Regions from separate parts of the Homo sapiens genome. Here regions 1, 2 and 3 are each linked to region 4. Evidence: chromatin contacts called from ENCODE Hi-C or POLR2A ChIA-PET data. All regions are on one chromosome and are shown on one strand. Each heading gives the region's core, a stretch centred on a gene start or an enhancer-like site at or near the end of the contact. The rest is flanking DNA. Distances are from core to core; before and after follow the strand shown. Region 1 overlaps LOC105372631 (a long non-coding RNA gene). Region 2 holds the start of WFDC10A (WAP four-disulfide core domain 10A). Region 3 holds the start of EPPIN (epididymal peptidase inhibitor). Region 4 holds the start of PCIF1 (phosphorylated CTD interacting factor 1).

The links. Hi-C counts contacts between places; a loop is a spot of excess contacts on that map. ChIA-PET counts read pairs that join two places held with the same protein, here RNA polymerase II (POLR2A). Pooled maps may share reads with other maps.
Region 1: a pooled map shows a loop between it and region 4 (5-fold over the local background). The contact joins the enhancer-like site here to the promoter of PCIF1 in region 4. A Hi-C loop is called at or near these places in 1 of 50 pooled maps. POLR2A ChIA-PET finds 5 or more read pairs at or near these places in 2 of 52 experiments (A673 and AG04450).
Region 2: a loop to region 4 is called in a pooled map, with 4 times the contacts of the local background. The contact joins the promoter of WFDC10A here to the promoter of PCIF1 in region 4. A Hi-C loop is called at or near these places in 5 of 50 pooled maps. POLR2A ChIA-PET finds 5 or more read pairs at or near these places in 3 of 52 experiments (PC-3, PC-9 and RWPE1).
Region 3: a loop to region 4 is called in a map of HCT116, with 4 times the contacts of the local background. The contact joins the promoter of EPPIN here to the promoter of PCIF1 in region 4. A Hi-C loop is called at or near these places in 1 of 168 maps with a recorded cell type or tissue (HCT116) and 1 of 50 pooled maps. POLR2A ChIA-PET finds 5 or more read pairs at or near these places in 2 of 52 experiments (AG04449 and GM12878).

What each region holds. Positions count from the first base shown.
Region 1 is chr20:45,431,558-45,439,017 of GRCh38, forward strand. The region is part of intron 2 of LOC105372631 (a long non-coding RNA gene); the gene reads left to right. Among named protein-coding and RNA genes, the nearest start is that of MIR6812, 9.8 kb to the left of the region's middle. Within about 2 kb of position 1,879, at least 13 of the 41 ENCODE cell types and tissues checked have a DNase peak (open chromatin) inside an H3K27ac peak, as active enhancers do.
Region 2 is chr20:45,628,015-45,635,410 of GRCh38, forward strand. It overlaps WFDC10A (WAP four-disulfide core domain 10A), which reads left to right and starts at 1,725. Exons shown (of 2, transcript NM_080753.3): 1 at 1,725-1,890; 2 at 2,856-3,182. The coding sequence starts at 1,800. The coding sequence ends at 3,004. WFDC9 (WAP four-disulfide core domain 9) reads right to left here and starts at 3,270. Exons shown (of 5, transcript NM_147198.4): 1 at 3,189-3,270.
Region 3 is chr20:45,542,187-45,549,445 of GRCh38, forward strand. EPPIN (epididymal peptidase inhibitor) reads right to left here and starts at 5,215. Exons shown (of 4, transcript NM_020398.4): 1 at 5,081-5,215; 2 at 3,453-3,584; 3 at 514-681. The coding sequence starts at 5,171. It overlaps EPPIN-WFDC6 (EPPIN-WFDC6 readthrough), which reads right to left and starts at 5,215. Exons shown (of 5, transcript NM_001198986.2): 1 at 5,081-5,215; 2 at 3,453-3,584; 3 at 514-681. The coding sequence starts at 5,171.
Region 4 is chr20:45,928,404-45,935,932 of GRCh38, forward strand. It overlaps PCIF1 (phosphorylated CTD interacting factor 1), which reads left to right and starts at 6,280. Exons shown (of 17, transcript NM_022104.4): 1 at 6,280-6,401. LOC107985388 (pre-mRNA-splicing factor cwc22-like) reads right to left here and starts at 6,668. Exons shown (of 1, transcript NR_171669.1): 1 at 5,091-6,668. RefSeq lists enhancers at 4,206-4,898, 5,181-5,330, 5,590-6,281, 6,282-6,972 and a silencer at 6,601-6,810.

The sequences.
Region 1 (7,460 bases), core at 629-3,128, 500 kb before region 4:
TGCCCTGTCCTTTCGCTTATTCTAATTGGTGTCAGTATATTCTCTTTGGTTTCCTTCTCACCATATCTGAGATCTATTGTTATTTCCATCCCTACCCCCCAAATTGCAGTCTGAAGTTTGCCTCTATACACTTCTGTGGAGCCTAAAGTCATGGGGTTGAGGGAAGAAAGGAATGCTATTGGAGATGTCTCTTGACTATGATGGGCAGCCTGGGCTCTGCTCTCTGGAGATTTTCTTAAATTCCTGGAACCACAGTTGGCTTCCTCTAGTGACGTGTTATTCCATTTTTGAGAAAGTTTCCCTGGAGCTTTGGATCAGCCAACCAATTAGAAATTTGAGCCTTGGGGAATGGCAAACCTTGGTGGGCTTTTTATCTCTGTGGAGACCCCAAGAGCTTGGGTGGGACTTGAATTTTCTGGGGATGCATCTTGACTTTTTGCATGCAGTTCTCTAACACTCCTCCCCAAAACTCATATTAAAATTTAATCCCTAATGTGGCAGTACTGAGAGGTGGGGTCTTTAAGAGGTGATTGGGTCATGAATGGATTAATCCATTCACAGATAAATGGATTAATGGATTATCATAGGAGTGGGACTGGTGACTTTATAAGAGGAAAACACATAGTTTAGCATGCTCAGCCCCCTCACCATGTGATGTCCTGAACTGCCTCAGGACTCTGCAGAGGGTCCCCACAACAAGAAGGCTTTCACCAGGTGCATCCCCTTGACCTTGGGCTTCCCAGCCTACAGAACTGTAAGAAATAAATTTGGTTTTTAATAAATTACCCAGTTTCAGGTATTCTGTTAAGACACAGGACAAGAAGGCTACTCAGTTGCAAGCAAGAGCCATTTCTTATGGAAAAGGAAGTGTGAGTCAGAGTGGAGCCAAGAACCTCTGGCAACAGGTGCACAATTCAATTTCAGAATTGCCGGGGCTCAGTGATTGCTCTGAACTTCCCCTTTTAAAACGGTAGTGAACATAGTGGTTTCCTGTGCCAATCTCGCCATTGCAGGTTGGGTGCATGTGAGGCAGAAAACATGTCTCTTTAGTTCACAGGTTTTCAGATGGAGAGAAACTCTACCCACGGAACAGAACCCAAGACGCCTCTTTGCAGCTGGACTTGATGTAGATAAGCTCCAGAAATTGGAGCTGAGTTTGATGTCAAAATAGGATGAGGTGTTTGTTTGTTTGTTTGTTTGTTTGTTTGGTTTTAAGACAAACTCACTCTGTCACCCAGGCTGGAGTGTAGTGGTGTGATCACGGCTCACTGCAGTTTTGACTTTCCAGGCTCAAGCAATCCTCCCACCTCAGCCTTTTGAGTAGCTGGGACTACTACAGGTTTGTGGCACCGTGATTGGCTAATTTTTTATTTTTTATAGAGATAGGGTCTTGCTATGTTGCCCAGGCTGGTCTCGAACTCCTGGATACAAGTGTTCCTCCCACCTCAGTCTCCCAAAGTGCTGGGATTACAGTCATGAACCACTGCATCTGGCCAAGATTTTTTTTTTTTTTTTTTTTTTTTTTTTTTTTAGTGGGAAGTAGGGCAGTGGGGGTAGGTGGGGACGGGTCTTGGAGGAAGTTATATTTTACATATAGGAAAATTTTAACTAATCTGTCTCAGTTTAAAAACATGTCTGCAATTTTTCTGGCACTTGTCCCATTGAGAATTGGGGTCAATCCCCTTTTTGAATCTGGGCTGACCTTGCCGACTCCATCATGATCAGTAGAATGCAGTGGAAGAGATACTGTGTGATTTCTGAGGCTAGGTCAAAAAAGGCTGTCCTTCCATCTTGCACTCTTGGGATGCTGGCTCTGGGTGATGCTGATGTCCATGTGAAAAGTCTGACTACCCAGAGGCCACTGCTGAAAAGAACACATGCAGTGGACACCGGCCAACAGTTCCAGCTGAGTTTAGCCTTTTAGTTTAGCCTTTCTGCCAAGGCCCTAGACATGTGATTGAAGCCATCCTGGGTCCTCCAGCCCAGCCCAGCCCAGCTGGGTACCACAGAATGACCTCAGACATGGCCACAAGGAGCAAAAGAATTCCCCAACTAAGCCCCGCCTGAATTCCAGACCTACAGAATCCACGTGCATCAGAAAAGAGTTGTTGTTTTGTGCCACTAAGTATGGATCCTGGTAGGCAACTCACTGGAACAACTGGTGAGAATTTTCAGGACTTTTGTATTATTTCCTCTTTCTCCTGCACCTCTTCTGGAACAGAGCAGTTGGGGATAGGACCATGACGAAACACATCAAGATATTCTATATTTTTCTGTTGCTACTGCTTTTTGAAGTTTATGGAATGAGGTTCTACTGTTTCCCATGGTGGTTTACTGCTGCTGATTTTTTTTTTTTTACCTGTTTTTTTTTTTTCTCCTATCCAATTCAATAGAAACCAGAGAATGAACATTCTATTGTGAAACTATCCTGCCATCTGCACTTTACTCAGTGATATGGTTTGGATTTGTGTTGCCACCCAAATCTCATGTCAAATTGTAATCCCCAATATTGGAGGTGGGGCCTGGTGGGAGCTGGTTGGATCATGGGGGTGGATTTCCCCCTTTCTGTTCTCCTGATAGTGAGATCTCATGATACTTGGTTGTTTAAAAGTGTGTGGCACCTCCCCCCTCTCTCTTTCGCCCACTCCTGCCATGTAAGACATGTCTGCTTCCCCTTTGCCTTCCACCATGATTGAAAGTTTCTTGAGGCCTCCCCAGCTATGCTACCTGTACAGCTGGCAGAACCGTGAGCCAATTAAACCTCTTCTTTATAAATTACCCAGTCTCGGGTAGTTGTTTTTTTTTTGAGACGGAGTTTTGCTGTTGTTGCCCAGGCTGGAGTGCAATGGCGCGATCTCAGCTCACCGCAACCTCCGCCTCCCGGGTTCAAGCGATTCTCCTGCCTCACCCTCCCAAGTAGCTGGGATTACAGGCATGCACCACCACCCTGGCTAGTTTTGTATTTTTTTTTTTAGTAGAGACAGGGTTTCTCCATGTTGGTCAGGCTGATCTTGAACTCCCGACCTCAGGTGATCCGCCCGCCCCGGTCTCCCAAAGTGCTGGGATTACAGGCATGAGCCACTGCACCCGGCCATTTTTTGTTTGTTTGTTTTGTTTTTTTGTGTTTTTTTTTGAGACACAGTTTCACTCTTGTTGCTCAGGCTGAAGTGTAATGGCGCGATCTCAGCTCACTGCAACCTCTAACTCCCGGGCTCAAGTGATTCTCTTGCTTCAGCCTCCAGAGTAGCTGGGATTACAGGCATGTGCCACCACACCCAGCTAATTTTGTATTTTTAGTAGATGTGGGGTTTTTCCATGTTGGTCAGGCTGGTCTCGAACACCCGACCTCAGGTGATCTGCCCTCCTCGGCCTCCCAAAGCGCTGAGATTACAGGCGTGAGCCACCACTCCTGGTGTCAGGTAGTTCTTTATAGCAGTGGGAGAATGGACTAATACACCCAGAAGTCTATGTTTTAAATGAAAACTTAATTTTAAATAGTACAAAAATATTTGTAAGGTTTTTTATTTTCTTAATCATAAAAAGAACATAAGAGATTAAATAGGTGATATTAAAGAAAGAAAAAGAACGCCCATGTTCTTACAACACTAATACAATACCTGTGAACATTTTGTTTCTCTTTCCCCTACATAGCATTATTTTTTGTCTGTTGATTGAATTCCCTCCCCTCCCAAAGTTTTTTTTTTTTTTTTTGTATTAAGCCAAACCACAAATAAGTATCATTTATGTTAGATGCCGTGCTAGGTGCTGCTGATACAACTGAGAATATGTCAGATACAGCCCCAGCCCTTTTTGATTTAGAGTCTAGCTGGTGAGGTCATTTACCAAATAATGATGCATAATCATTCCATAAATACAAATGATGGTGTTATGAAGATAAAAAGAGGGTGCTCAGAAAGAACTAAGGGGGTACAATTTATTTTATTTTAGAAATTCTTTTAGATTCAGAAAGTACGTGTGCAGGTTTGTTGCACGGGTGTATTGCATGATGCTGAGGTTTGGGCTTCCAACGATCCCGTCGCCCAAGCAGTGAATATAGTACCCAACAGGTAGTTTTTCAACTTTTGCTCTCCTCCATCCCCCCTTCTGGAATCCTTAGTGTTTATTGCTCACATCTTTGTGTCCTTGTGGGGATGCAATTTAGATTGAGGCTCAGGGACAGCTTCTGTGAGAAAGTGACCTTTAGGCTGAGCAGAAGGAGGTGGCAGGAATGTGGAGGGAAGACAATCCAGGTGACGGGAACAGCTCCGAGGTGGGGAAGAGCTCCCAGTGATGGAAGAGGCAGCTTTGTGGCCAGAGCTGGTCAGCATGGGAGAGAGTGACACAAGGGCCTGAAAGAGGACCCGTGTGGCCATGGTAAGCCCATTGGTGATGAAGCCAGGGGCACCAGGTGGACCTGGTAAAGGAGGACAGATTTCACATTCACAAGAATCAGAATCTACTGAACGCTTTTAGGCGGGTGGAGACACGATCAGCTTCATTCACTTCCTTCCCCCATACAGTATTTACTTTTCACTGAGGTGTGATATAATGTATCCAGAAAAAAGTGCAGAAATGTATAACCCAGTGAATTTTATAGAACATTACCAGCATCCTAAAAGCACCCCTTCCACTCATTCCCCTAGAGTAACCACTATCTTGACTTCCAACTATTTGCCTGTTTTTGTACTTTCCATGTAAACGCGGTCATCCAGCAGGTGCTGTTTTCTATCTGGGTTTTTAACTCAACGCTATGTTTATGATGTTCATCCGTTCATTACATGTAGTTGTAGATCATATTTCCTTCTTTAAAAGATCACACTGGCTGTAGCATGAAGAATGAGCAATTTCAAAATTAAGCAAAATATTAAACAGCTAAGAATGGAAATAAAATTCAAGTCAATTTCAAAAAGAAACACAGGGACAGATTTTGCCAGATACCTGGTACAGATTTTGCCAGACATATGGTACATTTTGTTCGTTACTATATCTCCAGAATTTTCCTACCTCTTTCTCCAAATAGAGAATATTTAAAAGTTTTCTTAAAAACCCTGATATATAACATTTGCAATGTTCTCTACAGTTTGCAAAGTGTTTTCCTAATGATTTTCTGCTTTGATCCTGCAAAATCTTATGAATGCCAGTACCATTTCCCTTTTACAGAAGAAGAAACTGGCTCAAGAAGATGAGACATGATGCTTTGTAGCCGAGGAATTGCCTCAGGTGTCACCATCCCCGTCCCTGCGAATTGGAATTTCAGGCGGGGGCGAGCTGCTGGCTCTGCCGGCAAACTCGCCTTATCCCACGCCGCCGAAGGGTCCAAGCTTTCCAGCTGCGTAACACGACCAGGCCCCGAGCGCTCTGGCCCGGGGGCAGATACTTTCGGTTTGCAGCTCTCAGGGCAGCGCTGCCCTGGGACGCCCAGTGGGTTTTCACGGCTCCCCTGGGTCTGGGATCAGGGCAGCTCCGCCTAAGGGCGCGGCCCAATCTGAGGGTTCGTCGCCCCCGCGTGGTCAGACGTGGGAATGGCAGCTTCTGAAGCTCTATGTGTGGTGCCTTTCTGGGGCTCACCAGGTGCCATGTTGCGTGGGACCATGAAACTGTGGTGGTCTTGTCTCTGCCACAAGATAATGTAGGCTTGGGCCTCAAGATAATGTCGGCATGGTGTCCCATCTTTGGCATGAGTCCTACCCTTTCCAAGTGCAGTGGTGGCTGATTCAGTGGTGGCTCCCAGGGATATGATAGGCAAAGGGGGTTCGGTCTCTGCTGTCTGAAATTAATCCTGGGCTCAAGAGAGAGGGGCGCAGGTGAGGCCTGGGGCTCTTCATGCCTGATTTCCCGCTACCCCTCTGGCTTCCTCCAATTCCTACATCCAAGTTAACTCTGAGACCTGTGGTTACCAAGAAGACAGTCGATGTGGGGGAAGGGCAAAACCAAGTACCTACTATAGCTACAAGGAATAATATAAAGGAATTGTTCCATTTTGTATATTGGTATCATCAGCTTCTTGAGAAGCCTTTTGGGTAATTTATTGTAAAAATCACTACTTTAAAGACAAAAATCCTTAATTTTAAATGCTACAAAATTTAAGAGCTCGTTTGAGTTGATGCAGGACCCACAGTTCCCTATAGGGCGATCACTGATGAGTGTATGTGAGCTAAACGCACAGGAGCTTATTCTCGAGAGTTCTCAGGAATTCTCCGGAATTATGAGAAGCATATCAACCGCTTCATCGGGGGGGCTCCACTTGGCATTTTACAGGGAGAGTTGGGCAGTTCCCTTCTCAAGGCAAACAGATCTTACAGTGGCGTTTATTCAGATAAATATGAGAGCCGTGTGGGACTGGCTGTATGATGACGGGGATATCCTCCCACTGAATATGCCTATTACCCAGGTCATGGTAAATCTGGGGGTTTAGGGGGCCCCTTTTACATGGGTGCCCCTCCCACAGAATCATACAACTGTTTGAGAAGGCTTCTCAACTTGTCATCCGTCATGGGTCTTACAGATGCCACTCCCTGCTGGGAACCAGAAAAGGTAAAATGGTCTGGAGGTAGGAAAAAAAAGTTCCTAGGACCAGAACATAAAACATACAGGTTAATAGAATTATGAAATTTAAGATGTTTAAAAAGGCTTTATGTAAGGTACTTGCAACCCCTTTACCTAAATATCTTATGAAAATGGGTATTGTACAAAAATTAGCTATAGCATGTTTTCAGGTAAAGTTCCAGCAAAGCAACTAAAAAGGGGCCTATATAGCCAATCATTCCCTGCTGCATTTTATGCAATAATCAGGTCAAGTATATAAGACTAAAACTCACTTTGCACACAAATTAGTCTTACTGTAATTTCTCTTTAATAGATAAAAAGGGGCTAGAGAAAGAGAAATTGTTTCAAAGGAAAAGTGTAACATTTGATACTAGATTTTAGCCCTCAATTTTTTTTTGAGTGCAGATTGAATCATGCATTATTTCTTGGCTACAATAATCCTCTGGAGAGTACCAGATTATAATTTTTCTTCATATCTTTAGTTGGTGCCCTAATGGATGGAATAGGTTCTTTTTTTTTTTTTTTCAGATGGAGTTTTGCTCTTGTTGCCCAGGCTGGAGTGCAATGGTGCGATCTCGGCTCTCTGCAACCTCCGCCTCTTGGGTTCAAGCGATTCTCCTGCCTCAGCCTCCCAAGTAGCTGGGATTACAGATGCCTGCCACCATGTCCAGCTAATTTTTGTATTTTTAGTAGAGACAGGGTTTCACCATGTTGGCCAGGCTGGTCTTGAACTCCTGACCTCAAGTGATCCACCTGCCTCGGCCTCCTGAAGTGCTGGAATTACAGACGTGAGCCACCGGCCCACAAATACCCTTTGATTGTCAAAACATTAATGTTATTATCTCTCCTTGTTTTACTTTCAAGGAAGCCCAAATCATGGTATTCTGAACACCAGAGATGTCAATCTCCCTCAT
Region 2 (7,396 bases), core at 475-2,974, 300 kb before region 4:
TCTCTTTACTAAATTTACTACTCTATCAATAATTTGAATGTATAAAGTATAGACCTTCTATATACCCATAAATCTTTCCCCTTATAAATGTCAGTACTTGAGCCTGCCACAATGTTGACTAGACTGCTTTAACAGAAAGCCTCCATCACATAATAACTGAAATACAATATACTTTTTATTTCTTGCTCAAATAATAATTCAAAATGAGTATTCTAAAACAATGGGTATCCTTTTTTCATGTGATAAAAGAAGTCAAGGACCCAGGCTCCTTTCACCTTTTGGCTTCACTAGGCTCTAGAACCTTGTTGTCATCTATACTGAGCTGGTGGAAAAGAAAAAGAGTGTGAAAGAGACTTGCCATCTTCTTAGGGTCTTGACCTAGTAGTGACAAGTCTGTTAGCCAAAATATTTACATTGTGGCACTGGCTGCAAGATGCTTGGGTAAGGAAAATGCAGCTTCTATTTGAGATGATGATTCTCCTCTATATAACCCCTCTTTGCTAGGATAGTTATGACAGTGTCCAGTCTCTAAATTGTTCATTTATGAGTGGACAAAAAGAAAAACTAGGAAAGAGAGAGCCTTTGGGAAGGGTCAAATACCACTCTGTAAACTATAGGTACAAATATCAGAATTTTTGAATTATAAAGGATATCGCAAAGGATACAGAGGAAGGTGCATAAGGTGAGATATGGGGGAAAGGCTAGAGAGCTTCCTTTGAATGTAAATTACAACTGTGGACTGAAGGAGTCTGCATTAGGAGTTCAGAATGTCAGAAAGAGGTTCAAATCTTTAGAAGATTATCATCATCAGAGGAAGAGGGTGATCTTCTTCCCAGCTTGCATGCCTACTGGGAGTCCAGTGACCCTAGGTTGTCCCCTCTTTCTCCTGTTAGGGAAGAAGAAACATCTTCACTTCTGAGAGTTCATTTCCTTCATGATATTCAAGGTCAGTGACCACCTCCTCCTGGACAGCCTGCCAAGCCTTTGACTGATAGGTCTCTCCCCCTGTCTGAGCTCTAAGATATTTACTATGTTTCTCCACTAGCCCTTCTGTCCCATGCCCTACAATAGTCTCTCTTTCTGTGTGTTTATGTGTGTTTAAATTTGTATATGTATATCTGTGTATGTGTTTATATACATTTATATATGAAACAGCTACTTACTCTTTCACTCAGGAATTCTAGCTCTCTTAGTCTAAAGAAATCAAAGATTTATAAATAAAAATAATATGACATTCTCTAGATTATTAGTAATTAGTACAATACAAATACTTGATTATTAGCATTTGAGAGCTGTGCAATTATGAAAATCCACATTTTGAGAAATACTTACATGATTAAATAAGGGTGGCAAAAATAGATAACAAAAGTTGTTTATATTAAAAGGATTGTTTATATTAAATATGGAGAGAAACTAAAAGATAATGCAATGAAACATCAGTTAATTCTAAGCAACTCTTTTTAACAATATATTTTTTCTTTTCTTTTTTCCATAAAACATTTTGTAATTAGAAAGCAGAAATAAATGATATCTTTCATTCTATCGGCAAGAACACAAGACTGGTTATGTGAAAGGAGGAGGCGTCATTCCTGCGGAAGCCCTATCCCACATGACGAACGACAAGGCCAGGGGCAAGCAAAAAGAGGAAGGACTCTCTTGCTCTGCTCCGACTTGGCCAGTAGAGGCAGTGAGGAGCTAAAGATCATTCCTTCTTTCCTTCCTTCACTCTCCGTAGACAGCTCTGCAGGGAAGTCTGTGACAACCTGGCCAGACATAGGGCTCACGATCTGATCAGAGTCATGGCACCCCAGACTCTGCTGCCTGTCCTGGTTCTCTGTGTGCTGCTGCTGCAGGCCCAGGGAGGATACCGTGACAAGAAGAGGATGCAGAGTAGGTGATGGGCTGCTGGATGGGTGAGGGGGAATTGGGTAGGGGGAATGGAGGGCCTGTGTCCAGTCTGAGTAGGACCTAGGAGTTGGAAACTCTCTGCATATCCAGCTCTGACCACAATGTTGTGTAGACTCTGGACTGTCCCTAAACCATGGCCCTCCAGCCCCTTAGCTGGCCCTGGGAATAGTAATGGGAATGAAGAAGAAACCTGCATATTTTGCTGTTCCTTCTCAATACTTAGAGAGAAATGGCACATCCCATAGTGAAAGGCGCACCAGGGCTGAGAATCCAGTGGGGAAAGCAAGACAATTATTATTTGATTTATGCACATTTGTGAGGAGTAAAGATTCAGAAGTGGTTATGACGGTAGGTGTAGGTGTAGAATGGGTATAAGTGTAGGGAAATAGGACATAAGACAAGCAAAAGTTGGGGTACACAGAGCCAAGTTAAGGTTATCATCAAAGGGGCAAGGAGAGTGGTGGTGGAAAGGGAACTAAAGAAGGGGCAGGAAGACTAGAGACAGTGACAGTGAGCAGAAGAGAGGGAGAGACAAGAGGCATGTTGATCCTCATCTCTGAATTCTACTATTCAGAGACTAGGAGAGAGTTTGAAAGATGTCTCATGCTTCTTTGAGCTCTCAGGATCAGACTGTAGATTCTTTGGTGGTGACTTCACCAAGGCCATGACTAGTAAGGGAGATGGAGTTCTGATTGCTGGTGTGTGGAGAAGGTCCAGGAAGCCCAGGCATTGTGGTCTAATGGGGTAAGGTGTACAGTGGAGAGACAGGATTTAAAATATGACCAATCACTAGGATTTGGTGATGGGCAGGAAGGTAGTTCTATGAAGAAGGAATCCAGGAGTATCATGACTGAGACCTGGGTTCAAGGGTCTTGGAGGAGGCTTCAGCTTGAGAAAAATGTTCTCTAGGAAACTGCGTTTATTTACCGTTCTATTCTCCTTGTCAGAAACACAGCTATCCCCAGAAATCAAAGTCTGCCAGCAGCAGCCTAAACTATATCTATGCAAACACTTATGTGAATCTCACCGAGATTGTCAAGCAAATAACATATGCTGTTCTACCTACTGTGGGAATGTTTGCATGAGCATCCTGTGAGTGGGAGAGTGGGCTGGGATGTGCATCCTGCTTCCCAACTCCTCTATCCAAGACTGTGCCCACATCCGAAGCACAAGGACCTCAAGTCACCAGCATAAGAACATCAACAGGAATGCCGCCCTCTCTACTGTCTGAACCCCTTGTCCCTGTCAAATAAACCAGAACAAATGCCCAGGGATCCTACCTCTTTTGCTGCCACTACAGATGATCATTGAGAGCTCACTGTGGCCCCTACAGATGCCCCACTTGTCTTGCGTCCTGGTGTTCAATTTCTCTCCCTGGCTATGCTTCTCTACCCTCCCTCTCCCTCTTTGGCCCACGTATCCCTGCCAGCCCTCAGGATGCCCAGCCCCTTGCTGTTTTGCTCACTGAACCAGTACTCCCAGGGGGAGGAACTGCTCATGTGCAGCATCTCCTGATGCTAAGGAGAACATTTCTCACCCTGGAGTCAGAAGGACCCATTAAGCATGAGATGGGTGGCAGTTAGAACCCGAGATAAAGAGTGGGAGGCCCCCAAGCACTGCTTTGGTCTCCTTAGCCTTGGTGCACCGCCATCCTATGCTCCCCAATCTCTCTGTAAGGTTCAGATTACTGTCTATCATTAGGATAATGAGTCCCAGGAAGTCCAGCAAGCCCAAGGCCACAAGAGAGTGAGAGGATATGATGTGACTGGAAGAGGGTGTTTCCTCTAGGATCACTTTTTCCTCACTTCTCTCCATTACCTGAGACCAGAGGCATCCTAGTGAGAGTGAGTGCCTGCACCAACCCCAAAGCTCCTCCTATCCAGCACCCACCAATATGGCTACTCCTCTGATGGGACCCATTTTGGGCCTCAGGATCTGACACTCCAGCACCTTCCATTAACTGAATAGTCCTTATCTTTCCCAAGCCCTCTTCCTTAGGGGCTGGTTCATTCTCTTTTCTTTAGATCAAGAGGAACACTAAGGGATGTGGAACAGGTGGTTCATGCTGCTGTTGCTAAGGAGTAATTGGCACAGAGTGGCTATGGGTCTTCCCTGTCATCCTACTGTGAGTTGGTGGAAATTAATCAGTGTGGTACAGAATCTCCCACTCTGCAATCGCAACTCCTCTGAAATGATCCTGGGGCTAGATCCAGGGTTGGGTCACATGTAGCTAACTGGGACATGAAGCCAAATGTGAAGAGGTTTCAGGAGGATAGGCCATGCCCAGAGGCAGGTGTGCAGTGTTATGCTCCAGTCTAGTGCTTCTTGCTGGGCCATTCAATGAAAGAGACATCAGAGAAGAAAACTTCCTTCATCAGACCAGAGGCTGTGAGCCACCTCTGAGGCATCACCGGGCTCTGGGTATCTCAGGCTTGTCTTCACCTTTCTCAAGAGCTTCCCTTGGACAAGGAGGTCTTAGGAAAGAGATCATGATCAACCATCAACACAGACACCATCAGATGTACTCTGTGGGCTGTAAGGGCATGATCTCCAAGAGACCTTATTTGGTGTTTCCTTGGATAGCCTCCCTTACCAAGCATCCTCTCAAGCCACCCCCAAACATGCCTACTAGACACTACAGGCATATCTTGTTTTATTGAGCCTTGCTCTATTGCACTTCACAGCTATAGCGTTTCATACAAATTGAAGGTTTGTGGCAACTCTGCATCGAGCAAGTCATCTGGCACCATTTTTCTAACAGCATGTGCTTACTTCATGTCTCTGTGTCACATTTTGGTAATTCTCAAAATATTTCAAACTTGCTAGGCGCAGTGGCTCATGCCTGCAATCTCAGCACTCGGGAGGCCAAGGCAGGTGAATCACCTGAGGTCAGGAGTTCGAGACCAGCCTGACCAACATGGTGAAACTCCGTCTTTAATAAAAATACAAAATTAGCTGAGTGTGGTGGCGCATGCCTGTAATCCCAGTTACTTGGGAGACTGAGGCAAGAGAATCGCTTGAACCTGGGAGGTGAAGGTTGCAGTGAGCTGAGATCTTGCCATAGCACTGCAGCCTGGGCAACAAGAGCGAAACTCCATCTCAAAAAAAAAATTTCAAACTTGTTTTATTATCATATCTGTTGTGATGATCTGTCATCCATAATCTTGGTTATTACTGTTGTAATTGTTTTGGGACACTATGAACTGCGCCCCTAAAAAATGATTAATGGATAAATGTTGTGTGTGTGTTCTGACTGCTCCAACAACTGGCCATTTCCCCATCTCTCTCCCTCTCCTCAGGCCTCTCTATTTCCTGAGACATAACAATATTAAAATTAGGCCAATTAATAACTCCACAATGGTCTCTACGTGTTCAAGTGATAGGAAGGGTTCTATGTCTCTCACTTTAAATGAAAAGCTGGAAATGATTACAGTTAGGAAGGCATGTCAACAGCAAAGATATGCCAAAAGCTAGGCCTCTTGTGCCAGTTAGCCAAGATATGAATGCAAAGGAAAAGTTGTTGAGGGAAATTAAAAGTGCTACTCTAGTGAACACATGGATGATAAGAAAGCAAAACAACCTTATTGCTGATATGGAGAAAATTTTAGTGGTCTGGGCAGAAGATCAAACTAGCCACCACATTCCCTTAAGCCAAAAACCTAACCAGAGAAAGGCTCTAGCTCCCTCCAATATTATGAAGGCTGAAAGAGGTGAGAAAGCTGCAGAAGAAAAGTTGGAAGTTAGCAGAAATTATTTCATGAGGTTTAAAGAAAGAAGCCATCTCCGTAATATAAAAGTGCAAAGTGAAGCAGCAAGTGCTAAGGTAGAAGTTGCAGCAAGTTACCCAGAAGATCTTGCAAAGTGATGAAGATGTCTAAATTAAACAATAGATCTTCAGTGTGGAAAAATAAGCCTTCTGTAGGAAGAAGATGCCATCTAAGACTTTCATAACTAGAGAGCAAAAGTCAATGCCTGGCTTCGAAACTTGAAAGGATAGGCTGACTCTCTTGTTAGGGGCTAATGCAGCTGGTGACTTTAAGTTAAAGGTAATGATGATCATTTACCATTCTGAAAATTCCAAGTCCCTTCAGAATTCTGCTAAATCTACTATGCCTATAAATAAGACACCATCTTGATGATAGCACATCTATTTACAGCATGGTTCACTGAATATTTTGAGTCTACTTTTCACACCTAGACACATTTTGAGTCTACTTTTGACACCTAGACACCTACTGCTCAAATAAAAAATACTCATTCAAAATACTACTCCCATTGACAACGTGCCTGGTCACCCAAGAGCTCCAATGGAGATGTACAAGGAGATTAATATTGTTTTCATGCCTGCTAACACAATATACATTCTACAGCCCATGGCTCAAGAAGTGATCTTGACTTTCAAGTCTCATTGTTTAAGAAATACATCTTATAAGGCTATAGGTGACATAGATAGTGATTCTTCTGATGGATCTGGGCAAAATAAATTGAAAACCTTCTGGAAATGATTCACCATTCTAGATGCCATTAAGAACATTCATGATCGACAGGAGGAGGTGAAAATATCATCACTAACAGGAGTTTGGAAGAAATTGATTCCAACTCTCATGGCTGACTTTGAGAGTTTCAAGACTTCATAGAGGAGCCCACTGCAGATGTGATAGAAATAGCAAGAGAACTAGAGTTAGAAGTTGAGCCTGAAAATGTGATTGAATTGCTGGAATCTCATGATAAAACTTGAATGGATGAAGGGTTACTTCTTTTTTTTTTAAGAGATAGGATCTTACTCAGTTGCCCAGGCTGGAGTACAGTGGCATGATCAGAGCTCACTGCAGTCTTGAACTCCTTGGCTTGAGCTATGCTCCCACCTCAGCTTCCCTGGTAGCTAGAACTACAGGCATGCACTACTGCCCTTGGCTTTTTTTTTTTTTTTTTTTTTTTTTTTTTTTTTTTTTGGAAAGACAAGGTCTAGCTAAGTTCCCCAGGCTGATCTCAAGTTCCTGGCCTCAAGTGATCCCCTCCTACCTCGGCCTCCCGAAGTGCTGAGATTATTATAGGCATAAGCCATGGCACCCAGTCAAGGAGTTGCTTCTTATGGATGAGCAATGAAAGTGGCTTCTTGAATTAGAAACTTCTCCTGGTAAGGATGCTGAAAACATTTTTGCTACTTGGGAGGCTGGGGCAGGAGGATCACTTGAACCCAGGAGTTTGAGGCTGCAGTGAGCTATGATCCTTGCCACTGCACTCTAGCCTGGGTGTTAAGACAAGACCCTGTCTCTTAAAAAAAAAAAATAGCAACTCTTCATCCATGAAAGTTGTATCATTAGACTGTTGAAATGACAACAAAGGATTTAAAATGTTACATAAACTTATGATAAAGCAGTAGCGGGATTTGAGAAGATTGACTCCAATTTTCAAGGAAATTCTTCCGTGGAAAGAAATTCAAACAACATCACATGCTACAGAGAAATCTTTCATGAAAGAAATAGTC
Region 3 (7,259 bases), core at 3,965-6,464, 390 kb before region 4:
ATCTTGGGTTCAGCTCATCTTTGGAGCTTGAAGTTATGTTTATACATCTTTGCACAGAAAGACACTAAAAAGTAGTGGGTTTGCTTTGGGGAGCTCTCCATCTCCTTCAAGGAAAAACAAATAGGAGTGAATCGCTGCCAAAGAGTTGTGTTGAGACATTGATGGCTTAGAAGGGTTGGTTGGTCAACGTGTCTTAAGTTTAGCGTCCTGTGCCTCTTCTGCAATTCATCTCTGAGATTTCACCACTTCTACACCCTTCCTCCACCCCTCCTAATTCCCCTCATACTTGCCAGCATTGATTACTTCTACATCCCTTCTCATCCTCAGTTCCTCATACTCAGAAAGTAACTTTGTCTTGCCTTTTGCCAGGTGCATTCTTACCTCCTGATCAGAGCTGGTTCTGTCAGCACCAGGTCTGCCAAAGATGTAGCTGTCCTGGAATGGACCAGCCAACACCCAGACCTCCCGGCATGGGACTGGAGAGGATGAAAGACCGGGGCCCCTAGGACTTACGTTTATTCTTGCAGGTGTTCAGGCAGTTGGCTTTGGATTGGAAGTTGTTATTGTTTCCCTGGCAGCCACCATAGACAAACATGGAGCAAGTATTATCTTTCTTGTCATACCACCAATGAAGAAAATAAGCCAGGCAGGGGCCAGTTTCTTTTGGCATTTCGCATACATCTGCAGAGAGACTCCAGAGTTGAAAACTCAGTGTGCCCACTCCAGAAATAAACAGTTGTTATTATTCTCCCTGGCAACTGCTATAGAAGAAACTGGAGTAGGCTCCTTTTCTCTTATCACATGGCAGGAGCACAGCTCCACTGACATATTGCACACATTTGCAAGGAGACCCCAGAGTGGGCATCTGCATCCCTGGAGATAGGGTTGTTGCAGGTGTAATTAGCTAAAATGAGGTCAGACCAAAATAGGGTGGGCCCCTATACCAATATGACTGGTGTCCTTATACAAACAGGTTAATTTGGACAGAGGCACACACACTGTGAGAACACCATATGAATGTGAAGGCAGAGATCGGGGTGATGTGTCTACAAGCCAAAGAACACCAAAGATTGCCAGCAAAGCACCAGAAGCCAGGGGAGAGCAATGGAACATGCTTCTTCCCCATAACCCTGACAAGGAACCAACCATGCTGACACCTTGATCTCGGACTTCTAGCCTGAGGAACTGTGAGACAATACATTTCTGTTGTTTAAGACTCCCAGTCAGTGGTGCTTTGTTATAGCAACTCTACCAAACAAATGCAGGTCCCAACTAAATAATGCTTACACAGTTCCATTTGGGTAAATCTCCACTGCTAAACAATTAGATCCTGTTGATTTTTACCTCCTAATAGCTCACCTCTCTGCCAGTCTCTTTAATATAAGCCTCAGTGTCTCATGCCTGGACTGTTGAGGTGACCTCAGATTGATCCCCCTGCCTCCATTCCTGGCCCCTCCAATCAATCCTTCATGCTTCCCACCAGAGAGAAGGATCTGATGGATCTGAGAGCCAGGCTTATCATGTCATTGCACAGAGAAGACCTACCTTCACTCTATGACAATGTCCTCCCATGACCCACAAGGCCCTTCATTGTCTGGCTCCTACTGTGACGCTGGCCTCCTCTCCTGCCGCAGAACCCCTTTGAGCCACATGCTCCAGCAGTACTCAACACACCGTGCTACCTCTATACCTCCATCCCTTTGCACTGCTCACAGTGACACTCTTCTTACTTCAAAACCTTTCTCAGACATCAACTGCTGTGATGTCACTCTTGACCCCATTCTACATTCCTCACTGCCACACCTTGCTTCAGAGTCTTGTGCATTCATTTTTCATTTGTTTATATCTTCAGTCTCATCCCTGAGGCTGTGAGTTTCTAGTGAGCAGGGAGTGAGTTTCTAGTGTATCTGCTTTCATCTTGGCATCCCAATTCCTAACAGGTAGCCTGGCACAGTACAGAACCTTATGGAACGTTGAGGATAAACGAAATGTATCCTGATCTGAACTGAATAAATTATTCATTGAGCACCTATTATGTGCTCAATGCTTCAAGGAACAGAGAAAAGGCATGATCTCTGCTATTTAGGAGCCCTTAGCCAAGAATTACAAATAAGCGAATAGGTATCAGGTGGCTACTGTGTGCCAGGCATAACTCTAATCACATCATGCAGATCAATTGGATCCTCAAAATAATCTTTTACACTGATCCTTTTATTATCTGAGGAAACTGACTCACAGTGAGGGAAAGTTGTTAATTTATCCAAGACAAAAAGGCTCGTAAAAACTGGAGGTAAGAGTTGAACTCAGGATGGCTGAATTCAGAATCCTTACCTGCTGGCATATGAGTGACTTAGCCCCCTAACCTGCCCACTCTACTTCTCTGTCAAGTCCTGTTCACTTTGCCTCCTATGTCCTACTCTTTCTTTCAAGCAGGTCCTACTCTTCTTCATCCCCTCAGCTACCTCTAGTTCCGGCCACCATTTCTATCATCTTGAAGTCCTTTAAGATACTCTGTTCCTCCTATTTTAAACTCGATAGATGTAGTATGAACCTGGTCATATGATGCCCCGCCTCGGTGGATTGCCATAGCCCTTGGGATCCAGGCAAGACTCTTTAATCTGGCCCACCATACCTGAATTGTTTGATCTCTGCCCACCCAGAATCTGTTTTCCTTGTACCATGCTCGTGCTCACTCTGCGTTCTGGACTCCCAAGGCCCCACCACTGAGCCTTTGTGCATGCTACTGCCTGTGCCTGGAAAACCCCTCCACCCACTTTTTGCCTAAAACATTACCCATCTTTCTCAACTCAACCCCAGATTTTCTTTCTCAAAGAAGGCAATCCCAACCCCCCTGACCACACTGAGACCAAATCCTATTGTGGGTCTCAGAGGCACTCAATCAGTATTTGTTGAATGAATAAAAACAGAATCTTTGATAGTCTTTTTGCATCCCAGGGTGATGGGCATGAAACTAAGATGCAGCAGAAAGGAGAAACCCTCTGTTCTGGAGCAGTCAGGAGAGGCGTTTTGGTGCAAAGTTGGATTTGTGTAGGCAGAGAGGTGGTCACTCCATAGCAAAAAAGTTGGGAAATATAAATTGCTTAATTTATCACTTGCAGCATATGTTAGGGCAACGATGGCCACCTGGGAGCTCAAAAAATTATAAGAGTGACAGGTATCCAAATAGCCAAAAGAATCTGATTCAATGCCACTGATTCACCAATGATTTGTTCTGGGAAACTGAGTCTCAGACATTACCTGATAGGATAAGGTCATTCCTAATGGCACACACCATATTTGGCACAGTAATGAATCTAAATCGCAGGTCTCCCAAGTCCAGCAGTTTTGCCAGAGACCAGCCCTCAGCGATCAGGGCACAAAGCCAGTCCAGGAAGGCAGAAGGTGAGGACAGGGGGAGGAGGGGTTGGTTATTCTGCAGCTCTGAATATTACCTTGTTTGAGATCTAAACATTTTTTTCCGCAGCTGAAGACACAACACTTCTTGTTGTCCTGGCATTGTCTGTCCTTTGTACACACATCCCTTTCTTGGAATTCACATTCTTCTCTGATTTTGGGACATCTCCCTAGGGAAAGAGCGGTTTTACACCCGTGTGCCTTAGAGAGCATAGTGTCTCCCCACTTTGCCAGACACAAGGCAATTCTAGAGAGTCAGGGAAGTTTGCTTTCAGTTTGCTTGCCCCCAGGAGTTCTTTTCCTCAGGGCAGCCTCACTCATTTCCCTACTGCCTACACCCCCACCACTCCCCAGTGACCTCTCCTCCCTCTATTCCCACCCCCCAGCTCCATCCCATCTAAGGCAGAATTTCTCAACCACTGGTGATATTTGGGCTGGATAATTCTTTGTTTGGGGGGCTGAACTGGGGATTGTAGGATGTTTAGCAGCATCCCAGGCCTCTTCCCATCAGAATCCAGTAGCACCCCTGATTGTAACAACTGAAAATGTCTCCAGGCACTGCAAAGGTCCCCTGGAAGGCAAAATCACACCATTGTGGGCCACTGATGTAAGCCAATGCGGTCTTTTTGGCCTTGTTGAGGAATCCATGTTTGGAAGTTCCTCTAGGTGGTAGTATTATACAGCAATTAGTATCACTTACCCCGGAGCCAGTTTAGATTTTGAATTCTGACTTGGTCTGAATTCTGACCCTCTCTGAACCTTGGTTTCATCATCTGTAAAATCATTTTGCCCTTACGGATTTTGTGAGAAAACAATGAGACAAAGTATATAAAGCCCTAATCAAAGTAACTGATGCACAGTCATATTATCTAACATTTGCTAAGTATTTACCATAAGCCGAGCACTCTTCTAAGCATTTTAAATGTATGATCTCATTTAATCTTTATAATTGCTCTATGAAGGAAGTTCTATTAATATCCCCATTTTACACATGCGGAAACTGAGACCCATGAAATTTAAGTAACTTGCCCAAGATTACAGGGCTACCAAGATTTGAACCCACTAAGTCTGATTCCAGATCCCTCTGTTGTTTTAGAAATCCCTTTTCAGAAATCCTTACTTCCTGAGTGTTCAGCAAATGATACCAATGATCATTGTTACATTATAGTCATGGAATTAATATTCCACAACTAATGTGTCTTAAGTTTAAAGAGACTTCTGGATGCTGTCCTTTATCTCAAAGTTAGGGAACCCCTAGGGATACAGGGACACTTTATGGGACTACATTTGAAAGAACCAAGAGTGGATAGAGATGATGCCTCAAGGAAGGGGCCTGTTTTGCTTGTGGGGTAAGGAGAAGGTCCCTTGGTTTCCCGGATTCCTGTAGCGACTCCCCTGAAAGCTAGATCCTGTGACTCTCCTCCACCTGCTTGATAAAGACCCTCCACTTCAAAGGAGCTGAAAGTGGGGATTGCCTAAGTTGGGGTTACTGCATTCCCAGAAGGAATCTTACACAGGAGGGATCTTACAAATATCTCTCTCCTCTCCCAACCCGGGACCTGGGCTAAGATGGTGGAAAGCAACCCACATCTGAAGAGTTCTTCCCTGTTCCTTCCTCCCAGCAAACTCCCCTCTCTCTAGGGTAAGGGCTGAGGCCAATACTTACTGGGAAATAACCAATCAGTCAGACCAGGTCCCTGGACATTCGCTAAGAGGACGAATAGCACCAGGAGGCTCAAAAGTCCAGAAGATCCCATGTTGAAGAGAGGCCAGCCTTTCTGGTGGTTCCCGAATTTGGAATGCTCAGCTGCTGCACCTTGGATATAAGAACTGGAGACAAGCCAGCCACCCCCTTTCTTGCTGGGAACACTAAGTTCCCAAGGTCACAAATGGGACTAACTGGCACCCACAGCTCACAGCTTGGGAGGAAGGGTCTCTTATTGAATGGATCTTGATCCTTACACCCCTAGGCTGCACTGGGCTGGGGGCTCTAGTCAACCACAGGGAGTGGGCAAAGCGTGTCTCCCACTTTCCAGGCTACCTTCAGAGTGAATGCCACCATCTTGGGTCTTCATCTTGATAACTTGGAGAGTGGTGGAATGTCCTCATTCTTCATTCATTTTCCATCGTACGTGCACACTTACTAGCACACTCCTTCTGCTTGTCTCTGACAATGTGTCTCTGTCGGTCTCTTGGTATCTCATTGTTTATCTGTGCCTCTCTGTGCCTAAGTCTACTGTTTCTCTTTCCCCATGGTCTCTGTGTTCCTTTCTCCCTCTCCCACAGTTTCCTCCCATCCTTCTGTCTTTTATTGTATCTTTGGTTCACTCATATTCGTTGACTAAGGCCAAAGAATACAGATTTGCCACAGAGCAGGGTGTAGGGGAGGAATCAGGCTGATAGCAGAGTCTTCAGAGAATGTTTCTCAAAGTTTTGTTGCTCTGAGAGCAAGAGAGGATATCAGAGCTTAGAGGGAGCCTTTATCATCACTGCCAGCTCCTTGATGTCTGAGGAACTATGAAGTGAAGGGACTTGCCTGGGAGACTGCAGTGGAATAAAGTTCAGTAACACAGCAGACTTTGGGGATTCTAACTGGGCTGCTAGAGGAGCTGTGGGAAAGAGGTGCTGGGGAACTTGGACAGCTTTCCTTTCCTACAGCCATGGAATCTACACTGGCCACTCAGCCAGTCCTGGGAAGAAGAGAGACACTCTTTACAGAGTAAATGTTATCCCGAGGGCTCCCGTTTTCTTCTCTAACTAGGAGTTACCCTTTTGGGCCAAGTTTGTTCTCCAAATTTTCCTACATGACAGACAGAGGCCAGACAAAGACAGCCTTATTATCAGAGAGTGACTATATGGTCACAAAATTTAGGATCACAGACAGCCGCCGTAAGAATCCCATGCCACCAACTTGACAATCTCACTTGAAGAGACTACCGAATCAAATTTTTCTTTTCTTTTTTCTTCTTTTCTTTTCTTCTCTTTTCCTTTCCTTTCCTTTCCTTTCCTCTTCTCTTCTCTTCTCCTTTCCTTTCCTTTCCTTTCCTTTCTTTTCTTTTCTTTTCTTTTTTTTCTTTAAAAACATTCTTGCTCTGTCATCCAGGCTGGAGTGCAGTGGCACAATCTCGGCTCACTGCAATCTCCACCTTCCCGGTTCAAGCAATTCGTGCCTCGACCTCCCAAGTAGCTGGGATTACAGGCATGCACCACCATGCACAGCTAATTTTTGTATATTTAGTAGAGATGACGTATCGCCCTTGGCCAGGCTGGTCTCCACCTCCTGGCCTCAAGCAATTTGCCCACCTAAGCCTCCCAAAGTGTTGGGATTACAGGCATGAGCCACCGTGCCTGGCTAGAATTTCTAATGAATGAGTAAGACGTCGTAAGCAGTGCTGTTTCACTCATTTCATTTCCCATATTCTCACAAACTCAGCCCAGGAGAGAGTGAAAACTGGAATATCTAAGTGGAAGGGCTCTGAGGGACCATCAAGCCCTATTTCTCAATTTATAGATGGGAATCATAAGGCCCAGAGAAGTGAGGATGCTGACTAAATGTCACCCAGCAAGTGAGTGTCAGAAATAAGATTAAGAGGGAGCTGAGCACACAAGTTCTTGCCAGAGGACACCAGGGCATGTTTTGATGTTGGTGTGGATATAATATTTTCTTGTAGAGTTGAAGGTAGAGAGGAAGGGTGAGTCTAAAGGAATGAAGTAATGTCTTTAGTGGAGACAGAGGCTGAACACCCACAAAGTGAAAGTCAGTAAATTTCTTTTTTTTTTTTTGAAACGGAGTCTCACTCTGTCACCCAGGCTGGAGTGCAGTGGCGCAAACTTGGCTCACCAAA
Region 4 (7,529 bases), core at 5,030-7,529:
GCAAGGCTGGAGGATCAGAAGGCCACTTTGAAAATTAACAGGTATGGCCAAGCACAGTGGCTCACACCTGTAATCCTAGCACTTTAGGAAGCTGAGGTGGGAGAATTGCTTCAGCCCAGAAGTTAGAGATAGTCTTGGCAACATACTGACCCCATCTCTAGTTAAAAAAAAAAAGAGAGAGAGAGAGAGACTGGGCATGGTGGCTCACACCTATAATCTTAGCACTTTGGGAGGCAGAGGCAGGTGGATCGCCTGAGGTCAGGAGTTCAAGATCATCCTGGCCAACACGGTGAAACCCTGTCTCTACTAAAAATACAAAAATTAGCCAGGCGTGGTGGCGTGTGCCTGTAATCCCAGCTACCTGGGAGGCTGAGGCAGGAGAATTGCTGGAACTTGGGAGGCGGAGGCTGCAGTGAGCTGATATTGTGCCATGGCACTCCAGCCCATGTGACAGAGCCAGACTCAATAAACAAATAAATAAAGCCAGGCACGGTGGCTGATGCCTGTAATCCCAGCACTTTGGGAGGCCGAGGCGGGCAGATCACTTGAGGTCAGGAGTTCGAGACCAGCCTGGCCAACATGCAGAAACCCTGTCTCTACTGAAAATACAAAAATTAGCCAGGTGTTGTGGCGGGTGCCTGTAATCCCAGCTACTTGGGAGGCTGAGGCAGAAGAATCACTTGAACCCAGGAGGCAGAGGTTGCAGCAAGCTGAGATCGCGCTACTGCACTCCAGCCTGGGCGACAGAGCGAGACTCTGTCTAAAAAAATAAATAAAAATAAAAATAATTTTTAGAAAAGAAATTGAGAGGTATGGCAGGTGGGAGGCTTCACTTATATCCCTTAACAATAGAGTAGATAAACATACAGTGGAAAACAAAAAAACAGCAATGAAAATGAACTCACCACAGCTATATGAAACAACATAAAGGAGTTTTGCAAGTGTATTCTTGTGCAAAAGAAGGCAGACACAAAATAATACTGTATAATTCAATTTACATAAAGTTCAAGGAACAGACAAAACGAAACTACAGTGTTTAGGGACACATTCTCAGGTGGTACAACTCCAAAAGCAAGGAAGCGATTATCACAAAAGTAGTTGGAACACCAATTACCCTGCAGAGGTCTTCTGCTTGACTGTTCAGTACCATGGCATGGGTGATGCTAACCCAGGCTCACTTTTTGATAAATCATTAGGTTTTACATTTATGTTTTGTGCACTTTTCCATGTGTGCTATTCTTTTTTTTTTTTTTTTTCTTGAGACGGAGTCTCGCTCTGTTGCCCAGGCTGGAGTGCAGTGGTCTGATCTCGGCTCATCGAACCTCTGCCTCCCAGGTTCAAGCGATTCTCCTGCCTCAGCCTTCTGAGTAGCTGGGACTATAGGCATGCACCACCACACCCAGCTAATTTTTTTGTATTTTTAGTAGAGACGATGTTTCACTATGTTGGCCAGGCTGGTCTCAAACTCCTGACCTTGTGATCTACCCGCCTCGGCCTCCCAAAGTACTGGGATTACGGGCGTGAGCCACCATGCCCAGTCTATTTTGTATACATTTTTTTGAGACAGGGTCTTGCTCTGTTGCCCAGGCTGGAGTGCAGTGGCATGATCATAGCTCTCTGCAGTTTTGACCGCCTGGGCTCAAGTGATCCTCCCACCTCAGCCCCCTAAGTAGCTGGGACTACAGGTGTGTGCTTCCGCACCTGGCTAATTTTTGTGTTTTTTGTAGAGACGCAGGTTTCACCATGTTGCCCAGGCTGGTCTTAAACTCCTGGACTCAAGCAATCCACCCACCTCCACCTCCCAAAGTGCTAGAATTACAGGCATGAGCCACTGCGCCCAGCTATGTTTAAGACACGGTCTCTGTCGCCCAGGCTGGAGTGCAGCTAACTGCAGCTTCGACGTCCAGGGCTCAAGTGATCCTCCCACCTCAGACTCCCAAGTGGCTGGAATTACAGGCCCATGCCACCATGCCCGGCTAATTTTATTTAAAACATTTTTCAGAGACAGGGTCTTGCTACATTGCCCAGGCTGGTCTCTTAACTCCTGACCTCAAGGTATCCTCCCACTTTGGCCTCCCAAAGTGTTGGTGATTACAGGCATGAGCTACTGTGCCAGTCTATCATACACTATTTTTTTTTTTTTTTTGAGACGGAGTCTTGCTCTGTCACCAGGCTAGAGTGCAGTGGTGCGATCTTGGCTCACTGCAGCTTCTGCCTCCCAGGTTCAAGTGGTGTCCCTGCCTCAGCCTCCGGAGTAGCTGGAACTACAGGCGCGTGCCACCGTGCCCGGCTAATTTTTTGTATTTTAGTAGAGATGGGGTTTCACCATGTTGGTCAGGATGGACTCGATCTCCTGACCTCATGATCTGCCCGCTTAGGCCTCCTGGGATAAAGTGCTGGGATTACAGGTGTGAGCCACCACACCCAGCCCCATATGCTATTCTTAACAATAAAAAGGTTTTAAAAATTTGTCTTTGGGAGGCTGAGGTGGGTGGATCACCTGAGGTCAGGAGTTCGAGACCAGCCTGGCCAACGTGGTGAAATCCCGTCTATACTAAAAATACAAAAAAAAAAAAAAAAAAAAAAAAAAAAACTAGTCGGGCATGGTGGCGGGCACCTGTAATCTCAGCTACTCGGGAGGCTGAGGCAGAAGAATCACTTGAACCTGGGAGGCAGAGGTTGCAGTGAACCGAGATCGCGCCACTGCACGCTAGCCTGGGCGACAGAGCAAGACTCCTTTTCAAAAAACAAAACAAAATTGGGCTGTGTGTGGTGGCTCATGCCTGTAATCCCAGCACTTTGGAAGGCTGAAGCAGGAGGATTGCTTAAGGCAAGGAGTTCAAGGTTACAATGAGCTATGAGTGCACATCAGTCTGGGAGATAGACTGAGACTCTGCTTCTAAAAAAAAGGGGGGTAGGGGTGGGAAACGCCAGCTCTTAAGGTAGTCATTAGAATGGTGAGAAGAGGTTGGGTTTTGTTTTGTTTGAGACGGAGTTTTGCTCCTGTCACCTAGGCTAGAGTGCAATGGTGTGATTTCGGCTCATTGCAACCTCTTCCTCCCGGGTTCAAGCGATTCTCCTGCCTCAGCCTCCTGAGTAGCTGGAATTACAGGCGCTTGCCACCATGCCCAGCTAATTTTTGTATTTTTAGTACAGATGGGCTTTCACCCTGTTGGCCAGGCTGGTCTCAAACTGCTGACCTCAGGTGATCCACCCGCTTTGGCCTCCCAAAGTGCTGGGATTACAGGCGTGAGCCACCGCACCCAGCTGAGAAGAGGCTGGTTTTGACATGCGGAAAGTGAGCAAACGGAGAAGATGAGGCATGTATCAGGTGAAAAGCAGTGCTGAACACTGTGAGATAGAGAAACCTTTAAGATACTTAACTATCCAGGCCGGAGGCGGTGGCTCACGTCTGTAATCCCAGCACTTTGGGAAGCCGAGGTGGGCGGATCACCTGAGGTGGGAAGTTCGAGACCAGCCTGACCAACAGGGAGAAACCCCGTCTCTACTAAAAATACAAAATTAGCCGGGCGTGGTGGCGCATGCCTGTAACACCAGCTACTCAGGAGGCTGAGGCAGGAGAATCGCCTGAACCCTAGAGGCGGAGGTTGCAGTGAGCCGATATTGCACCACTGCACTCCAGCCTGGGCAACAAGAGCGAAACTCCGTCTCAAAAAAAAAAAAAAAAAAAAAGATTGAACTATCCAGGGCCACTGTGTCCACTCAGACCAGTCACATCGCCTGAATCTAGATCCCTTCTTCACAAAACAGGGAGGCCAGAGTGGTTTAATGGAACCAGCCCTGCATTTTGGTGTTGAGAACTCCGGGCTTAAAATCCCAGTTTTGTTACTTGTTGATGGCTGTGTGAACCTGGACAATGACTTCGCCCCTGCCCCTCGCTCCAACCTGTTTGCTCATGTGCAGATTTAGGTAATAATTCACAGAATTCCATGATAAAACAGAAGACTAGGCACTTGGGATGTTTGGTATCTTGGTTATCAATTAAGAGAATCTGAACAATGAATGAGAAAATACTTTGAAAACATAAAAGAATAGATAAAAGGCCGGGCGCGGTGGCTCACGCCTGTAATCCCAGCACTTTGGGGGGCCGAGGCGGGCGGATCATGAGGTCAGGAGTTTGAGACCAGCCTGGCCAACATCGTGAAACACCGTCTCTACTAAAAATACAAATAAAATTAGGTGGGAGTGGTGGCGGGTGCCTATAATCCCAGCTACTTGGGAGGCTGAGGCAGGAGAATTGCTTGAACCCGGGAGGCAGAGGTTGTAGTGAGCCGAGATCGCGCCACTGCAATCCAGCCCGGGCGACAGTGCGAGATTTCGTCTCAAAAAAAAAAAAGGGTAATAATCACTACATGGTTTTTAAACTTTAGTGAAAGCGCGGGCTAGCTGGGGGGCATGAGCATGGAAAACTGGTTATCCCGTAGGTCAAGAGCGACCACGTAGTTTACTGCCCAAAGCAGTACTTTTTTTTGAGACAGGAGTCTCACTCTGTCGCCCAGGCTGGAGTGCAGTGGCGCGATCTCGACTCACTGCAACCTCTGCCTCCCGGGATCATGTGATTCTCCTGCCTCAGCCTCCCGAGTAGCTGGGATTACAGGCGCGCGCCACCAGGCCTGGCTCATGTTTGTAATTTTAGTAGAGACGGGGTTTCGCCGTGTTGGCCAGGCTGGTCTTGAATTCCTGACCTCAGGTGGTCCACCTGCGTCGGCCTCCCAAAGTGCTGGGATTACCGGGGTGAGCCACCACGCCCGGCCCAAAGCAGGGCACTTCTGAAAAAGGAGGCAATATTAGTAATTATGCCAGGGCAGCAGGCATAAATCAAAGCTGGCCCCCCACCCTTCCAGAACTGAGACAGGACCCAGGAGTCTGGTTTCCCATCAGGCCTCTTATCTGAACGAGAAGCTCTGCGAGGGCAGAACTGCTGTGCCTATATAGAGCTGGCTTATTTCTGGAGGGCTCAAATCTACTTGGAGCAATGCTCATGCCACTGTGAGATGATCACGGCTAACCGATTCAGCACTTAGGAAGCGCCAGGTATTGCGCTGAGGACTTCACATGCATCACCTGAGTTAATTCTCACCAAACCTTTATGAGGTAGGCGGATTTATTATCTTCCACTGAGGAAACTAAAATTTAAATTGGTTAACTCCTTCAAGGCCACACATTTTGGGTGGAGGAGCAGGGATTGAAATCAGATGAGGATCATGAACCCTCGTTCTCAATTACTACTCATATCGGTGCCTCCGTTTTTCTTGAGCGTCCGCCTGCCTGCCCCCACGCTGGCGTGCAGCCAGGACCATGGACATCTGAGAGGCTACTCAGCCGGGGTACCTACAGCCCCTGGCTCCACACAAGCGCCGGTCTGACAGCAGGTGGCAAGCTTTTCCTCTTCTCAAGCTAGCACTGGAAGGGATGCTTGCTGGGGAGACCGGAGATGGGTGGAGCTACCACTCGGACGCCTGCAGGCTCCTACCAAAAAGAATCCTGCAGGGAGCCGGATGAGGAGCACCTCACAGCTGCCAGTTCCCTGCCAGGCTACCCGCTGTAGCTGGTTTGAGGGCTCAGTGAGGCTTTGAACTGCAACTAATGGCCACAGATGTCAATGTTGGAAAGGCCCTACAATGCATTTAGTTGATTTCCCAACTCTGCCGAAAGCCATCTCTATTACTTGCCCCCGAAGGCTAGTTTAAGTTGCTTCTACTCAAGAGCATTTACAGCTTGGGTTCGATGTATATGTAGCCCGGGCATGGGGCAGGGCTTCTTAACATTTGGACACCACGCAGCACAAAGGCCCAGAGAGGGAAAGAGACTGGCTGGAAGAGGCAGAGCCGCGCGGGTGCCAGGACCCAGGTCCTTGCTACGTCCGGAGCCTACGTCACCACGATGCCTCCCCTGGGCCGGCGGCAGAACCCGAGACCCCCGCAGGTTCTAAGACAGCCCCCACGCCCCCCAGTGCGCACGCTCAGTCCAACCCCGCCGCGCACCGCCCACCGCGAACATCCGGCTCCTGCGTGTGTGCTCGAGGGGGAAACTGAGGCGGGGACGTGCCAGTGAATTCATTCCTTCCTCAGTCCACCCGCAGGCCTACAAAGCTGTCTCCCCTTCCTCAGCGCCACAAGGAACAGCAGGGACGGATGGGAAGAAGGGGAGGGGGCCGAAAGCAAGCTGGGTGCGAGGAGCCAGCCGACCCTGCCACACTCAAGATGGCGGCGCGGCCGCGGCGAGGTCCCTCAGAGGCGGTACCAGCGCATGCGCAGCGCGGAGTCCCGGCCCGGGACACAAGATGGCGGCAGCGGCGCTGGGGAGGGCGAGGCGGAGGCGGCAAAACGGGCGGTCGAGCAGAACGTGTAGCCGCGTCCCCTCCAGTCCGCTCCGGGCAGGTAAGAGTCCCAGGAAGCCATGGTCCCGCAGCGAGCCGCGCCAGGGTCTGGGGATCCGAAGCTGGGGGGCGGCGGCCCCTCCGGCGCTTTCTGCTCGGGACTGCCGCTTGCCCTGTCTCTGTTGCCGCCGCCATCTTAGACCCGCGGGTGGGCGGCCGCGCCGGTGGCCGAAGTGAGGGAGGTGGGCCCGGAGAGCCCCAGCGGAGCGGGCTCTAGGGCCCCTCCGCTGCTGCCGCCGCCACCGCCTTTGTGTCGGGCTCCGACTCTGAGTCGCCTCAGCCCGGGGGCGGGAGCGCGCGGCGGGGCGGGGGGCGGAGCCCGAGAGATGGGCCGGCGCGCGCGCGCGCGCCAAACAGCCCACCCTCGCTGGGGTAGGGGGAGGGGAAGGTGCGCGCGCGCGCGCGCGCTGGAGCTCGCCTCTCGCCTTCGTGCGCCGTCGCGCCTGCGTACTTTGTTCGCCCTTTGACTCCTCCCTACTGGGCCGGAGAATTCTGATTGGTACATTGCGGAGATGGTCCCGCCCCACGTGCCTCCAATCCCGGACTCGGACTCTGGCTTCTGGTGGGTTTTTCTGGTTGCGCAGATAGAGTTGTTTATCCTTGAGCAGCGGTAATTCTCAAACTGCGGTATGCGTGGGGGTCGGGAAGCCACAGGATAAATAAAGACGTTAACTTAAGAGCAGTTATGTCTTACTGGGAGCGTACAATGCTGGACTCTACATATAACGGTCGAGTGATTCCGGTTTATAAGCCGGAAAGCAGAAGGGCCCGGAATCCGGGTCTGTCCAACCCAGGGGCTGGTACTTCGGCCACAGACCTGCTGCGCTCAAGTCACATAGGAAATTAAAAATGGTTTTAATTGCAAAAAATGGGTACATTTTTTCAAATAGTGTGAAAAAATGAGTCATCCTGTCTCCCAGTCACTCTTACGGTGCGTTTTAAAAATACAAATTCTTGTGTGCCTCACCTCCGTATTTATTTCTGGCTTCTGAGATGCGCAGTGAGGCACAGGAGTCTGATTTTTTTTTTTTTTTTACAAACTCCAAGATGATTCTGATGCACAGCTGGCTTTGGAAATACTGCAGTGTCCCCATTTAGCCTCACACTAAGCTGTGCCGCTTGTGCGTAT